2 separate regions of the Homo sapiens genome follow, and region 2 is linked to region 1. The links are chromatin loops, found by intact Hi-C in ENCODE. Cell type or tissue: PC-3. All regions are shown on one strand.

The links. A loop is a pair of places that touch in the nucleus more often than their neighbours do. Peaks named below come from ENCODE experiments on the same cell type or tissue, not always from the same donor. Only the 100,000 strongest peaks of a DNase experiment are listed, where the experiment ranks them.
Region 2: a loop joins it to region 1, with 16 times the contacts of the local background. A loop is called at or near these places in 5 of 110 quality-filtered maps.

Annotation. Positions count from the first base shown.
Region 1 is chr7:103,444,153-103,452,152 of GRCh38, reverse strand. SLC26A5 (solute carrier family 26 member 5) reads left to right here and starts at 5,946. Exons shown (of 20, transcript NM_198999.3): 1 at 5,946-6,055. It overlaps SLC26A5-AS1 (SLC26A5 antisense RNA 1), which reads right to left and starts at 6,946. Exons shown (of 4, transcript NR_110141.1): 1 at 5,634-6,946; 2 at 5,485-5,536. RefSeq lists a silencer at 5,871-5,940 and an enhancer at 5,997-6,573. In PC-3, CTCF peaks have their summits at 4,606 and 4,807; a DNase peak (open chromatin) is centred at 4,822; H3K4me3 peaks cover 2,700 bases.
Region 2 is chr7:103,749,255-103,757,254 of GRCh38, reverse strand. It overlaps RELN (reelin), which reads left to right. Exons shown (of 65, transcript NM_005045.4): 5 at 4,041-4,073; 6 at 7,751-7,829. Among named protein-coding and RNA genes, the nearest start is that of RELN, 240 kb to the left of the region's middle. In PC-3, a CTCF peak has its summit at 4,039; a DNase peak (open chromatin) is centred at 4,064.

The DNA.
Region 1 (8,000 bases):
AAAGAAAAGAATTTTCAACAAAGATCAAGAGAGACAAAGAAGGCCATTACGTAATGGTCAAGGGATCAATTCAACAAGAAGAGCTAACTATCCTCAATATATATGCACCCAATACAGGAGCACCCAGATTCATAAAGCAAGTCCTTAGAGACCTACAAAGAGACTTAGATTCCCACACCATAATAATGGGAGACTTTAACACCCCACTGTCAACATTAGATCAACGAGACAGAAAGTTAACAAGGATATCCAGGAACTGAACTCAGCTCTGCACCAAGTGGACCTAATAGACATCTACAGAACTCTCCATCCCAAATCAACAGAATATACATTCTTTTCAGCACCACACCACACCTATTCCAAAATTGACCACATAGTTGGAAGTAAAGCACTCCTCAGCAAATATAAAAGAACAGAAATTATAATAAACTGTCTCTCAGACCACAGTGCAATCAAACTAGAACTCAGGATTAAGAAACTCACTCAAAACCGCTCAACTACATGGAAACTGAACAACCCGCTCTTGAATGACTACTGGGTACATAAAGAAATGAAGGCAGAAATAAAGATGTTCTTTGAAACCAACGAGAACAAAGATACAATATACCAGAATCTCTGGGACACAGTAAAAGCAGTATTTAGAGGGAAATTCATAGCACTAAATGCCCACAAGAGAAAGCAGGAAAGATCTAAAATTGACACCCTAACATCAAAATTAAAAGAACTAGAAAAGCAAGAGCAAATACATTCAAAAGCTAGCAGAAGGCAAGAAATAACTAAGATCAGAGCAGAACTGAAGGAAATAGAGACACAAAAAACCCTTCAAAATAATCAATGAATCCAGGAGCTGGTTTTTTGAAAAGATCAACAAAATTGATAGACCGATAGCAAGACTAATAAAGAAGAAAAGAGAGAAGAATCAAATAGATGCAATAAAAAATGATAAAGGGGATATCACCACCAATCCCACAGAAATACAAACTACCATCAGAGAATACTATAAACACCTCTGCGCAAATAAACTAGAAAATCTAGAAGAAATGCATAAATTCCTCGACACATACACCCTCCCAAGACTAAACCAGGAAGAAGTTGAATCTCTGAATAGACCAATAACAGGCTCTGAAATTGATGCAATAATTAATAGCTTACCAACCAAAAAAAGTCCAGGACCAGATGGATTCACAGCCGAATTCTACCAGGGGTACAAGGAGGAGCTGCTACCATTCCTTCTGAAACTATTCCAATCAATAGAAAAAGAGGGAATCCTCCCTAAATCATTTTATGAGGCCAGCATCATCCTGATACCAAAACCTGGCAGAGACACAACAAAGAAGGAGAATTTTAGACCAATATCCCTGATGAACATCGATGCAAAAATCCTCAATAAAATACTGGCAAACCGAATCCAGCAGCACATCAAAAATCTTATCCACCATGATCAAGTGGGCTTCATCTCTGGGATGCAAGGCTGCTTCAACATACACAAATCAATAAACGTAATCCAGCATATAAACAGAGCCAACAACAAAAACCACATGATTATCTCAATACCTGCAGAAAAGACCTTTGACAAAATTCAACAACCCTTCATGCTAAAAACTCTCAATAAATTAGGTACTGATGGGACGTATCTCAAAATAAGAGCTATCTATGACAGACCCACAGCCAATATCATACTGAATGGGCAAAAACTGGAAGCATTCCCCTTGAAAACTGGCACAAGACAGGGATGCCCTCTCTCACCACTCCTATTCAACATAGTGTTGGAAGTTCTGGCCAGGGCAATCAGGCAGGAGAAGGAAATAAAGGGTATTCAATTAGGAAAAGAGGAAGTCAAATTGTCCCTGTTTGCAGATGACATGATTGTATATCTAGAAAACCCCATCGTCTCAGCCCAAAATCTCCTTAAGCTGATAGGCAACTTCAGCAAAGTCTCAGGACACAAAATCAATGTGCAAAAAATCACAAGCATTCTTATACGCCAATAACAGACAAACAGAGAGCCAAATCATGCGTGAACTCCCATTCACAATTGCTTCAAAGAGAATAAAATACCTAGGAATCCAACTTACAAGGGATGTGAAGGACCTCTTCAAGGAGAACTACAAACCACTGCTCAATGAAATAAAAGAGGACACAAACAAATGGAAGAACATTCCATGCTCATGGGTAGGAAGAATCAATATCGTGAAAATGGCCACACTGCCCAAGGTCATTTACAGATTCAATGCCATCCCCATCAAGCTACCAATGACTTTCTTCACAGAATTGGAAAAAACTACTTTAAAATTCATATGGAACCAAAAAAGAGCCCGCATTGCCAAGTCAATCCTGAGCCAAAAGAACAAAGCTGGAGGCATCATGCTACCTGACTTCAAACTATACTACACAGTAACCAAAACAGCAAGGTACTGGTACCAAAACAGAGATATAGACCAATAGAACAGATCAGAGCCCTCAGAAATAACGCCGCATATCTACAACTATCTGATCTTTGACAAACCTGACAAAAACAAGATATGGGGAAAGGATTCCCTATTTAATAAATGGTGCTGGGAAAACTGGCTAGCCATATGTAGAAAGCTGAAACTGGATCCCTTCCTTACACCTTGTACTAAAATTAATTCAAGATGGATTAAAGACTTACATGTTAGACCTAAAACCATAAACACCCTAGAAGCAAACCTAGGCAATACCGTTCAGGACATAGGCATGGGCAAGGACTTCATGTCTAAAGCACCAAAAGCAATGGCAACAAAAGCCAAAATTGACAAATGGGATCTAATTAAACTAAAGAGCTTCTGCACAGCAAAAGAAACAATCATCAGAGTCAACAGGCAACCAAAAGAACGGGAGAAAATTTTTACCATCTACCCATCTGACAAAGGGCTAATATCCACAATCTACAAAGGACTTAAACAAATTTACAAGAAAAAAACAACCCCATCAAAAAGTGGGCAAAGGATATGAACAGACACTTCTCAAAAGAAGACATTTACACAGCCAACAGACATATGAAAAAATGCTCATCATCACTAGTCATTAGAGAAATGCAAATCAAAACCACAATGAGATACCATCTCATGCTAGTTAGAATGGTGATCATTAAAAAGTCAGGAAACAACAGATGCTGGAGAGGATGTGGAGAAACAGGAAAGCTTTTATGCTGTTGGTGGGAGTGTAAATTAGTTCAACCATTGTGGAAGACAGTGTAGTGATTCCTTAAGGATCTAGAATTAGAATTACCATTTGACCCAGCAATCCCATTACTAGGTATATACCCCAAGGATTATAAATCATTCTACTCTAAAGACACATACACATGTATGTTTATTGCAGCACTATTCACAATAGCAAAGACATGGAACCAACCCAAATGCCCATCAATGATAGACCGGATAAAGTAAATGTGGCACATATACACCATAGAATACTATGCAACCATAAAAAAGGGTGAGTTCATGTCCTTTGCAGGGACATGGATGAAGCTGGAAACTGTCATTCTCAGCAGACTAACACAAGAACAGGAAACCCAACACCTCATGTTCTCACTCATAGGTGGGAGTTGAACAATGAGAACACCTGGACACAGGGAGGGGAACATCACACACTGGGGCCTGTCGGAGGTGGGGGGCTAGGGGAGGGATAACATTAGGAGAAATTCCTAATGTAGATGACGGGTTGATGGGTGCAGCAAACCACCCTGGCACTTGTATAGCTATGTAACAAACCTGCACATTCTGCACGTGTATCCCAGAACTTAAAGCATAATAAAAGAAGGAAGGCAAGGAAGGAAGGAAGGAAAGGAAGGAAGGAAGGAAAGGAAGGAAGGCAGGCAGGCAGCCAAGAACATGTAAACAAATATCTGTGGCTTTACAAAAACACAGGAAGAATAGATGAGAAATCATGACATTGTTTACTCACACAGGATTGGCTAGAATGTGTGGAACAAAGGAGGGAAGAAAATTCCCTGAGTATACGTTTTCAGATCTTTTTAATATTCTTTAATTTTTTCTTTTATCCGCTTTTAAGTTCTGGAGTACATGTCCAGGATGTGCAGATTTATTACACAGGTAAACGTGTGTCATGGTGGTTTGCTGCACAGGTCAACCCCATCACCTAGGTATTAAGGTCTAGCATCCACTAGCTGTTCTTCCTGATACTCTCCCTAATATTCTAATACCAAATAAATGTAATTAAGCCAGCAAGGATGGGAAGGGGGTAGGGGGTGGGGAAGACTCATATTAAAAGCAAACTCATCTCTAAACCAGAAATAATAGCAATATCTATACAAGTAAATACATGTACTCAGAACAGTGCCTACTACATGTAAACACTGAACAGGTGTTAGCAACATTGCCATTATTGTGTTAGTATATTAGGTACCTGGTGCTACCGGCAAAACCAGTTTATCATCCAACTGTCTCCAGTGTTGCTACTCAAAGTTTGGTCCTCCAGTAGCCTATCAGGATCACCCAGGGGCCTGTTAGAAAGGCACATCTCAGACCCCACCCCAGACCTACTGAATCAGAATCTGCGTTTTTAACGGGATCCGCAGGTGATTCCTATGCACATTAAAGTGTAAGAAGTACTGGGCTACAGACAGGTATGTGACAAAATAATTTCATAGGATGGCAAAGGCCAAGTGGCAAATGAAGGACACCAGAAATGCACGTCCCAGGAGCCCAACTCCTCCTTAGTAAATTACCCTATTAAGATTTGTTTAGAGATGTTCAAAAGCGTGGAGAAAAGCAAATTTGGTTTCCTCAGCTAGGGACGCGGAGAGTGGTCTGGTGCCCTTGAAGAGATCGCCCTCGTGTGGAGTAGGGAGGGAATCTCTAGCCTTTCCTCTCGGATGAAGAACAGCACCAGCGCTCCCAGCCAAAGGCCTGGCCCAGGTTCTGGAGGTGGGGTCTCCTTGGCAGAAGCCTCTGGTGTCTGCAGGCGTGCATTTACAGCTTTAAGACCAAACAGCTAGTCCGCCACGTGTCACTACAGTGTGCACGCGCAGAAATGCACAAAGCAAAAAAAAAAAAAAAGATGCTCTTAATGAACCAACTATAATCCTTGCTAAGGCATAAAGCCAGAGGGAAGTATGTATCTGAAATCATTTTCTACCCCTCACCCTCTTGGAGCCCGGCACTCTGGCTGCGGTGCTCTCTTGTATCCCAGTTGCTAGATGCAAAACAAGCTATTTCCTATCTAATTTTTTTTTTTAAGAGACGGAGTCTCGCTTTGTTGCCCAGGCTGGTCTCAAACTCCTGGACTCAAGCAATTCTCCCAGCTTGGGGTAACGTGTTACATTATTCTACTTAATAAAAAGCAAAAGTTGTTTTATAAATTCTAACTTAAATGCCCAGAAAATAACTTATCATGCATTGCCTTGTCGTGCAATAGTCAATATTTGCAAACCAAGTGTTAACCAAAGGCAGTTCATCAAAGATTTTTGAAAATTAAAAAAAAAAAAAAACTCATACTCACATTGTCCTCAGGATTTCCTGTTTTCGAAATGTTCCTGTACGAATCGGAGTCTCTATAATGATTGTAATTGAAAAGATAAGTCAGGTTTTTTGTGTTTTTTTTTCATTTTAAAATCATAATACGCAATGTTTTCCACTTGAACGCTATACCTTGTGTATTGTGCTTGCTTCAGCCTCGAGCCTCTACTGATGTTCCACCTCAAGGCGACAGGAATGCCACCTGGAGAAACTCCTGGGCGGTATGGGAAGAAAGCCGGTCTCATCAGAGTATATTTGCGGGGATCGACGACCAAGGTGTTAAATTCCAAGCACGCTTTGGAAAGTTCTAGGTGCTTGGGAAGAGATCCGTAGGCGGCAGGGATGCCCGCGCCCCGGCGTCCCAGCGCGGAGGGTGGCGGCGGGGCCTGGCCCTAGCGGGGCGGGGCGGGCTCGGGTTACCGGGAGTCGCGGGGCGCGGCCGGCACTGCCCGCGGCGCCTCCTCCTAGAGCCGCACCTGGAGGCAGCGCGCGCGTCGAAGAGGCAGCGGCTGTGGAGCGCGGCGGGGCGGCTCCGCCCAGGGCAGCCCGGGCTGGTGAGTGCGCGCGGGCGGCCGCGGGGCCGGGGGTCGCGGTCCCTCGGGAGGGGACTGAGCTGAGGCCCGCGGGCCCACCCGAGCAGGGGCCCTCGCTGTCACCGCCTCTGCCCCTGTCTCCCAGGCCCCATGTCGCGCTTTTTCCCTAAACGAACCGGTGACAGGGCTGACCTGCCCGCACTCTGCTGGTCCCTACGCCGGGAAGGAGAAAGTCTCACGAAGCTCTTTCCTTTGCAACCCCTGTCCCCTTGCCCTCTGCAGCTCCACACAGCATTTTTACTTCCCGTTTGCCTCCTCGAATCCCTTCGGTGCTAATCCAGCCCTTCGCCGTTTCCAGTTTGGGTCTGGCCTGTTTGTATCCAAATCGAATTACACAAAACCAGGCCCTCAGTTCTGCCTCTGGCCCTCTTTCCGGAGACGGGCCCTGCCTCCTCCTGTGCCGGGCTGGGCTTGCCCGGCATTGGCCGCCCGGAGCTCCCAGGGAGCAAGGCTGTGGTCCCGAAACTGGGCCCTCCGCTCAGCGCCGGGCAAGGCTCAAACCCCGGGTCTCTGACTTATCCGGTCACGAAGGGACTGCTCAGAGCCTAACAGCCCTAAAATTTGGTATTGGCCCCCTCCCGGGAAATCCTTCTCCCTACCAATCAGGCATCGCGGCAGGTGCTCTGCCATCATAGAGGCTCTGACACGCTGAACTCTCGAAGCTCGCGGCAGTGTTTATTTTTAGGAGAGATTTAGTTGATCGGGAACCAATTGACTTGGTTGACTGCCTCATCTAGTGCGCACCTGGGCCGGGCCCCGCCGGGAAGGCGTGCTGGACGTTCTCAGTGAGCTCCGAGACCTACAGAAGAAACAGCTGCAAGGATCCGATCAGCTAGCTGTGAAGAAAGCCTCAGATACGCTGTGGGGTGGGCAAAATTCTTTTCCTAGCTTCGATGAGTACTGTGGATTCTAGAATTTAAACAACATTCATGGAGACTCTTAAAACAACAAAAAATATCAACTTTTTGCGGGCACAGACTGAGATTTAGCTTTTTCCTATCTGAAAACTGAACAATGTGCACTAGATATAAATGTATTATCTAAAGTTTAGGAATTTACAGCATAGAAATGCAGGGGAATTCGGAGTATGCAATACGAAGTATCAACCTTTTTGAAAATGAAATTTAAAATGTATTTTTGTCAGGCATTCCTTCTAATTACGGTAGTATTGCTTTGTATCAGAAGACTTTCAGGCAAAGGACAGGAGGGAAGAGAGAGAAATTCAAACTAATTTGCATTAGAAAGAAACTTAGGGTGAAGAATTGCCTAGGTAAGGTTGCTATAGCTCATATCTTAAGTGCACTCTTGGAAAGCTTTCTAGTCTATTAGGTAACACCTGAAGCCCCAATTCTCTTATGTAGCATTTCTTTTTTTCTCTCTTTAACTACTCTGAAACTATACAGAGTTACACGTTCCTCATTAATTTATGAGTGAAACCAAAAGAATTGACTCAATCCAACAAGTATTTGAGTGCTTTTCGCATAGAGGCGCTTTGCTAAGAACAGAAGAATGGAAGACTGAGGAAGTTTCTAACAATCAATGGATTGCCTTGTGAGGTGTAGATGCAGGTGTGCACTGCCTATTTAATTGACGATCAAAGTCAGTTGAGTTTTCATCTCATTCTAAATATCATGTGTTGCCCCCTGGTATCTTAATTTTTCTACCGTTGCAGGTAGTCTGCATTTTAGTAACCCAAGTGAAACAGTTTTCTAGGGAAATCATGATAAATAGGAAGCACGTCCGTATTCCCAGGTGTTCTCATTATCATTAAGTTAATAAAGTTAAGAAAAATAAGATGATGATTTTCCTTTCTTTTGGTTTCAAACTAGTGAAATCTTGCACAAAAGACACAGCATGGATAAATTTAATCATTTTGTGACTCAGAGTACATTTTATGTAAGTCCAT
Region 2 (8,000 bases), 310 kb before region 1:
GACCAGTCTAGCAAGCATGCATTTTACATTTAATACAGGAAAGAGTAAAGGCCTTTATACCAAGTTCATATAATATAAGAACTTAATAATTCACTCATAGTCACTAGTATGAGGCAAGGCAGGTAGTATCCAAATGGGAGTATACTAAATAATGTTGAACTATATCATTCTTCCTCAGGCTACTTTAATTTTTCCGTGGTGCATTTACCTCAGTAAATGTGGAAAAGATGGTGAACTTCCTACGGGCTTAGAAAATTTGTTTAGACTACATAAAACTAGATTGATATGGTCATTTATCGAGAAATGATTAAAATAAGCTTCTAGGCCCGGTACTTTACTAGGCTTTGGCCCATTTTTATGCCACATATGCGTGAATCTTTTTCAGGAAAATTTGTACTTTTCCTTGCATTAAGTTTTGCATACTAAATGTTTCTCTTTTGAGGAAATAATGTTTAGTTATCTCAGATAGTGGACATTTTTGTTAAAATATATTAAACCTTCCTAACTAGTGATTTAAAATACGATGTAAATTTGTTGAGTTAAATTAAATCCAGGTAAATACTGACTTGGTGTTGAAGCTCCCCAGACCACTTATAATAAAGGACTTTTGGACAATGTTATGTGTCTATTCTGGCATTTTTTAAAGGTTTGGATCTTCAATTATTTTCTGAAATATCATAAAATATATTACAACTAAGGAGTAGCTTTCAAATCAATTTATTATTTATTGAGACACTATTACCAGCTTTGGCTTATGTCTTGGGTGGACATATTTTCTGCTTTTGAGGAGCCTATTTCTTCTTCAGAGCAAAGATGAGTACTTAACACAGAGAACAGTTCAGCATGCTATAAAAATAAGCAGTGGATTGTGTAGTTTAAACCAGTGAATTTTAAATCTGGCTTTCTATCAGAATCGGTCAAGGAGGTTTTAAAAAATACAACTTCCGGGCCTCCACCCTCAGAGATTCTGACTCAGTGGGTCTTTCTAAAATGGCCCTCTCCTGCTGATTGTGATGTATATGTTTCAGTGAAAGCTTCCATGTGTCCAGATAATTTAGCAAAGGTAGATGTCCATTTCAATAAACAATTTAAAGTAAAGCATTTTATAACTCATTCCCTTTATTGAGTTGAGGCCTTAGTCACCAAAGTCATTTAATGTAAAGTAGGCAACAATATTTCTGCAGATATTTTGTTATACATATCTAATTATTGTATTGCATAGTAAATATTTCTAATTAATAATTGTCATAACTTTTCCTACATTTAATTTAACCAGTTTATTTCACAACCTGTGAAATAATTTGAAAAGTTCCATACTGTGTAGACAGGGTTTTTCTTTTCTTTTTAACACTTTATAACATGAATACAGAGAATCCCTTTTGCAATATAGCTAACGTTAGGCATGGTAAACTATCATGATATCTTTTTTTTTTTTTTTTCTTGAGGTGGAGTCTCACTCTGTCCCCCAGACTGGAGTGCGGTTGTGCGATCAGCTCACTGCAAGTCCGCTTCCCAAGTTCACGCCATTCTCCTGCCTCAGCCTCCTGAGTAGCTGGGACTACAGGCACCCGCCACCACACCTGGCTAATTTTTTTATGTTATTTAATTATTTTATTTTATTTATTTTATTTTTTTTATTTTTTTTTTGAGACAGAGTCTCGCTCTGTCCCCCAGGCTGGAGTGCGGTGGCGCGATCTTAGCTCACTGCAAGCTCCGCCTCCTGGGTTCACGCCATTCTCCTGCCTCAGCCTCCTGAGCAGCTGGGACTACAGGCGACCGCCACCACGCCCGGCTAATTTTTTGTATTTTTAGTAGAGATGGGGTTTCACCGTGTTAGCCAGGATTGTCTCGATCTCCTGACCTCGTGATCGGCCCGTCTCGGCCTCCCAAAGTGCTGGGATTACAGGCGTGAGCCACTGCGCCTGGCCATTTTTTTATTTTTTTATTTTTAGTGGATACGGAGTTTCACTGTGTTAGCCAGGATGGTCTCGATCTCCTGACCTCGTGATCCGCCCTCGTGATCCGCCCACCTCAGCCTCCCAAAGTGCCGGGATTACAGGCATGAGCCACCGGGCCCGGCCACTATCATAATATCTTAAGAAACAAAACAAACAACAAAAAAATCCCTTCGGTCCTCATCTCCATATAAGATCTCATTTCTCACCTTTGCAGCTAACCTTCTTGAAAGAGCAGTCTGCACAGCTGTTGAGTCTAGACTCTGAGGCCAAAATCCCTGAGTTCATCTATAGACACTCCTTAGCACAGTGCCTTAATAGCAGGATGTTCTTCGTAGATATCAGCTTTATTAGGATTATTTTGGCCTCTCCTTCAACTCTCTTAGCTCTTAAAACTCTTTTTCTTATTTCCTTAATGGAATGCACTTTAACTCAGTCACCTTTGCTAGCTTGTCTTCTTCCACCTGTCCGTTAAATATATATTTGACTGTGCATTTCACTTCTTTCTTTTTATTATTTATTTAGAGACAGGGTCTGACTCTCTTGCTCAGGCTGGAGTGTGATGTTGCATTTCTAGCTCACTGCATCCTCAAACTCCTGGCCTCAGGTGATCCTCCTGCCTCAGCCTCCTGAGTAGCTAGGACTACAGGCGTGCACCACCATGCCCAGCTAATTTTTAATGTTTTTTTTAGAGACGAGGTCTCCTACTATATTGCTCAGGCTGGTCTCAAACTCTTGGCCTCAAGTAATCCTCTTGCCTCAGTCTCCCAAAGTGCTGGGATTACAGGCATGAGCTACTTCTCTCAGCCTCACTTTATACCTTACATTCTCTCTGAGTGACTCGGTCTTCCTTTTGTAACTCCACCACCTCCTGCTTGATAACGATTTCCTAATTGATATACAGTACAAATGTCCCTCCTAGCTGTAGTTCAGCACTAATAGAAGTATAATGTAAGCCCCGTGTGCAATTTTAAATATTCTAGTAGTCACATCTATAAAATGGAAAGAAATAGATGAAATTAATTTAATAGTGTATTTTATTAACACAGAATATGTAAAATATTAAACATTTGGATATAATGTGGTCAATTTAAAACTATTAATGAGATATTTTACATTTTGTGTACTAAATCTCCAAAATCTAGTATGTACTTTACACTTATAGCACATCTTAAGAAATATTTGGCCTGTATTAAGAGTTCATAAAATTGACAATTGAAATGTAGATCCACATACCCAGTGTTTCTTACCTGCTTAAAGATCTTCCAGTAACTGAATTGAGTATCAAAAATCATTTTCCTTTAATGTCCAGATCCACCTTGACAAAATGTTTTCATTTTTATTAGAAGAGCTGATTTACCTTTAATGCAAAAACATATCAGTTTCAAAACTATGTCCAAGTATTATTCTTGTGTCAGCATAGTATTATTAACATGGAATTCACAGAAATATTGCATACATTGAAAAGCAAGTCTAAAATAATTAACATCAAGACATTCTTCAAATTTTTCTTGTAGGTTTTTGCAGACAATTTAGAAGATACTGGAAATTACAGTTAAAATCTTCTGGAGACACAATTCACGTTAGGAAATTCATGTGTAAAACCATTATTAATTTGTATTTTCAAAGTTTCAATTTCAACATAAATTTTCCTACTTTTCCAGCTAGTTTGCAAATAAACCCTTGTTTTCCTTGAAGCTTCAGATTTGGCTTGTTCATATGCACTGTGATACTGGTGAGAGAATGTATATCATTGTGCCAGGTTTTTGTTATTCATTATTGGATAATTGGCAAGTATTCCTTTTGTTTCAAGAAAATCTTTAATTAGAGCTAACAATTCAGTGAATCTTTGCAAAACTCTTCTCTGATTTAACCAATAAGTGTTGGCACAAAATACAAGATCATTAAATTTATTGTCTTCTATTTTTTCAAGGGTTCCAGAAACTCCTAAAAAGACTAAAAAGTCTGTAGCCATTTGATTTGCTTAATGTGACTTAAGTTTTATAACTGTGTTGTGACTCTTTATTACTGGATTTTGCTTTCATTCCTGATCAGTTGTCTTTCTTCTTTCCTCTCTTGATTCAGCTCCAACAGATGTCACTGTGCACCCACATCTAGGTAAGTGTTTAAGACTCTGATGTCATTAACTTTAGTACTTGATCTACTTGTTTGGCTTTTCTGGCTATACGAGCAGATGTTATAGAGGCAAGGAAGCTGTCCTCTCTGATCATTGATCAGTCACTGAAATTGGACTTGGGTACGGATTATACTTGAACACAGAACCTCCTTGAGGAAACATTCATGCTGCCCAGCGGGGGGCTCATGCAGGAACTTTCACACCTGTTAGTACCCTCAGCCCTGAGATCCTATTGAGTGTAAGCTTTTGCATTCTAATGCTTAATTTTCCCCAGAGTCCCTCATAATACTAGATGCCCATCATAAATATTAGAGCATGGAGCTAGTGGGCAAGAAGCCATGAATGTGGAAGAACTGAAGTCATTTAAGATTTGGGATTTATGCTCAAATTAGTACTGAATTGTTAAGAAAAAGAAATTATTTTGTCATTTCTTTAAAAATTGAACTGAAGCTGGGCATGGTGGCTCATGCCTGTAACCCCAACAGTTTAGGAGGCTGAGGTGGGAAGATCACTTGAGACCAGGTGTTTAAGACCAGCCTGGGCAGCAGAGCAAGACCCCCATCTCTACCAAAAAAAAATGTTAAAAATTAGTCAGTGTGGTGGTTGTGCACCTGGAGTCCTAGTTACTTTGGGGGCTGAGATGGGAGGATCATGTAAACCAGGATTTCAAGGCTGCAGCAAGCTATGATTGTGACACTGTCCTCCAACCTGGGCAGCAGAGCAAGATCCTGTTTCTTTAAAAAAAAATTGAAATGAGACTGTTTAAATAAATACCTGCTTCTTAAAATGGCACCATGGATTTTTCATAATGTCATGCTCTTAGTGGCCCACAGTTCTTGAGGCAGGGTATATAGTGGTTAGGATCACAGATTCTGGGAAACTGCCTGGGTTTATCTCACTTTTACCACTTGCTAGCCACACAATATTGAGCAAGTTACTTAACCTCTCTGTGCCTCAGTTTTCTCATCTGCAAAGTAGAATTAATAATAGTATCTATCTCATAGGGTTGGTATAAGGAATAAATGATTTTGTTTTCATAAAGTGTATGGTAAATAATATAGTGGTGTTTGGAAGTAAATCAATACACAAACAGGTATCCAATGAGGCTTACCCATTGCCTTTGTAAATAAAAAAGTCTCTAGAAAACAAGTGATCTTTAAGCGTTAATTTTCTCATTTGTGTCAGTGAAGATTTATTTTAAAAGCAATTTCCTACACTATAGTATTTAATAAGAATGAAAAGAAATCATCCTAGCTGGTTGCAGCCTTTTCAAATGTCTTTCACTATGGGACTTTCTAGATAGGTCAGTTATTTGTCTCTTGGGCTTTTCCTTTCAACCTATAAACCCAATTAATTTATTTTTCCTCTTTGGAAAATCTGCCTTGAGAAGCTCTACTTTTATGTAATGCTACAGCTTGGGGCTCCTCTTATTTGGCAGACAAATGCAAGCGCTTAGAAGCATGCCTTCTGGCAGCCAAGACAGGCTGGTGACCCGCAGTGGCCCAGCCAAGTCTCGGCCAGATTGGGTATCTGAGAGAGCTGTACCCTGTAGGCATCTGAGGCACTGCATCTCATCGCTCAGAGGAATCATTAAATCACTCCCATGCACAGAATACATCACAGCGTTCTCTCCAGTGTATATCCATATTCTCCCTGTTCTCATGCCTGAGGCTTCGCGTCTGAGCATCCAGTCCTCTCAGTACATGCTGATTCACTGGTTTCCATGACTTCATTACGTGCTTGCCTGCTGGCCTACCTGGTATAAAGGAGGCAAGGACTGCCATGGCTGGGGATGTCACCAAAGAGAATGTGAAATTATGCTTCCTGATATTGGGAAGTAATTTTAATTACCCAGTGATTTCAGAGAATTATATTTGAGTGAGCCTAAAAAACATAAAAATATCACCTTTAAAAGAAAAAGTTATGAGAGTTTTTTGTTAATCAGATATTATTTTAATTTTTCCAAAAGACAGTCTGTTAGCTAGTTCAAACAAAATTGTCAAGACCCAAAGAAGTTAGAGTAGCTGGAACAAACTTCCTAAGCAAACCATGAATCAGATGAGAGCATTGTTAAAGTACTAAATTAATTTTTACAACATGAATAGAAATAATTATCATTTCTCACACAACCTTTAAAATAAGCACACTTACACCGTAGCCAGCCATGAAAGTGAGTTTACTTATTCATCATCTATTCAGCAGAAATATGAACTCTACAGTTGGTGAAAATATTGCACTTGACATGCCCAAAGTTCTTCTAGAACTTAAAAATAGGTATTCAATATACCTCAAATGTGTAGTGATAATATATTTAAAACCATGTATGGCTCCCTGGCATTCCTCCTGACTTCTAAATTGATTTTATTTAGGAATTTTACTTATATAGATAAATTCTCTTATGCAGTTCTGAAAGAGAAAAAAAGTTCACAAATTTAAAAACATTCAGTAAAAGATGAGTGAATATAGGGAAGGAGAGAAAGCAAGCCAGGGCAAGAAGGATAGTGGGAAAGAGAAGAAAAAATGGGTTAGTAGATTACAGCAATTTTAGCTGAGAATAAATAGCCAGAATGTTCTATCCAATTCCATGCTTTAAAGTGAATTAGACACTGACGCTGTCTGGGCAGTCTCTTGGAAGCCATGGATGAGTATATGTTGAAATATGGATATATTAGTTCATTCTCACGCTGCTAATAAAGACATACCCAAGACTGGGTTATTTTTAAAAGAAAGAGGTTTAATTGACCCACAATTCAGCATAGCTGGGAAGGCCTTAGGAAACTTACAATTGTGGCAGAAGGGGAAGCAAACACGTCCTTCTTCACATGGTGGCAGCAAGAAGTGCCGAGCAAAAGAGGGAAATGCCCCTTATAAAACCATCAAATCTCAGCTGGGCACAGTGGCTCACGCCTGTAACCCCAGCACTTTGGGAGATCGAGGCAGGTGGATCACCTGAGGTCAGGAGTTCAAGACCAGCCTGGCCAACATGGCGGAACCCCGTCTACTAAAAATATAAAAATTAGCCAGTCATGGTAGTAGGCACCTGTAATCCCAGCTACTCAGGAGGCTGAAAGAGGAGAATTGCTTGAACCCAGGAGACTAAGGTTGCAGTGAGCCAAGATCATGCCGCTGCACTGCAGCGTGGGCAACAGAGCGAGACTCTGTCTCAAAAAATAAAAAAAAACCATCAAATCTCATGAGAACTCACTGTCATGAGAACAGCATGAGAGTAACTTGCCCCCATGATTCAATTACCTCCCACCGTCCCTTCCACGATATATGGGGATTATGGGAACTACAATTCAAGATGGAATTTGGGTAGGGACACAGCCAAGACATACTGAAGGAAGACAAGTCCCGAATAGCCTCTCCTTGTAGGTTGGTGCTGATTTTGGCCTTCCTGCCTTGCCTGCCTAGTGATAGCTTCATAGATTTCCTTTTGGGGTCTTTGGTTTTCCCAACTTCTAGGTGTTTAAACCGCAGAGCTTTTTACCCTTGTCCCTTAGTAGTTTGAGGGACAAAGCAAATATAATCAACTGCTCATTTAAAATTTAGTTTTAGGATACATTATTCTTCATAAATACAGCATGTTGGCACTTGTGTTTAGCTAAATGTACTGTTGTAGTATATTTCTTTCCTAAATACTTCCTTTTTCTTTTAGCTGAAATACATAGTGACAGCATTATCCTGAGAGATGACTTTGACTCCTACCACCAACTGCAATTAAATCCAAATATATGGTAAGTTACAGGAACATTCCTCACTTTGGTTTGCTTAATGTAACAAATGATGCTGACTGCTCCTTTAAGGAGCAGTTACTTAAAATTAAGTTGATCTTTAGTGCTAAGCTATCAGTGAGACTTGTTAAGCTATGGAACTGGGCTTAATGTAGACTGCATATAATGTCTATT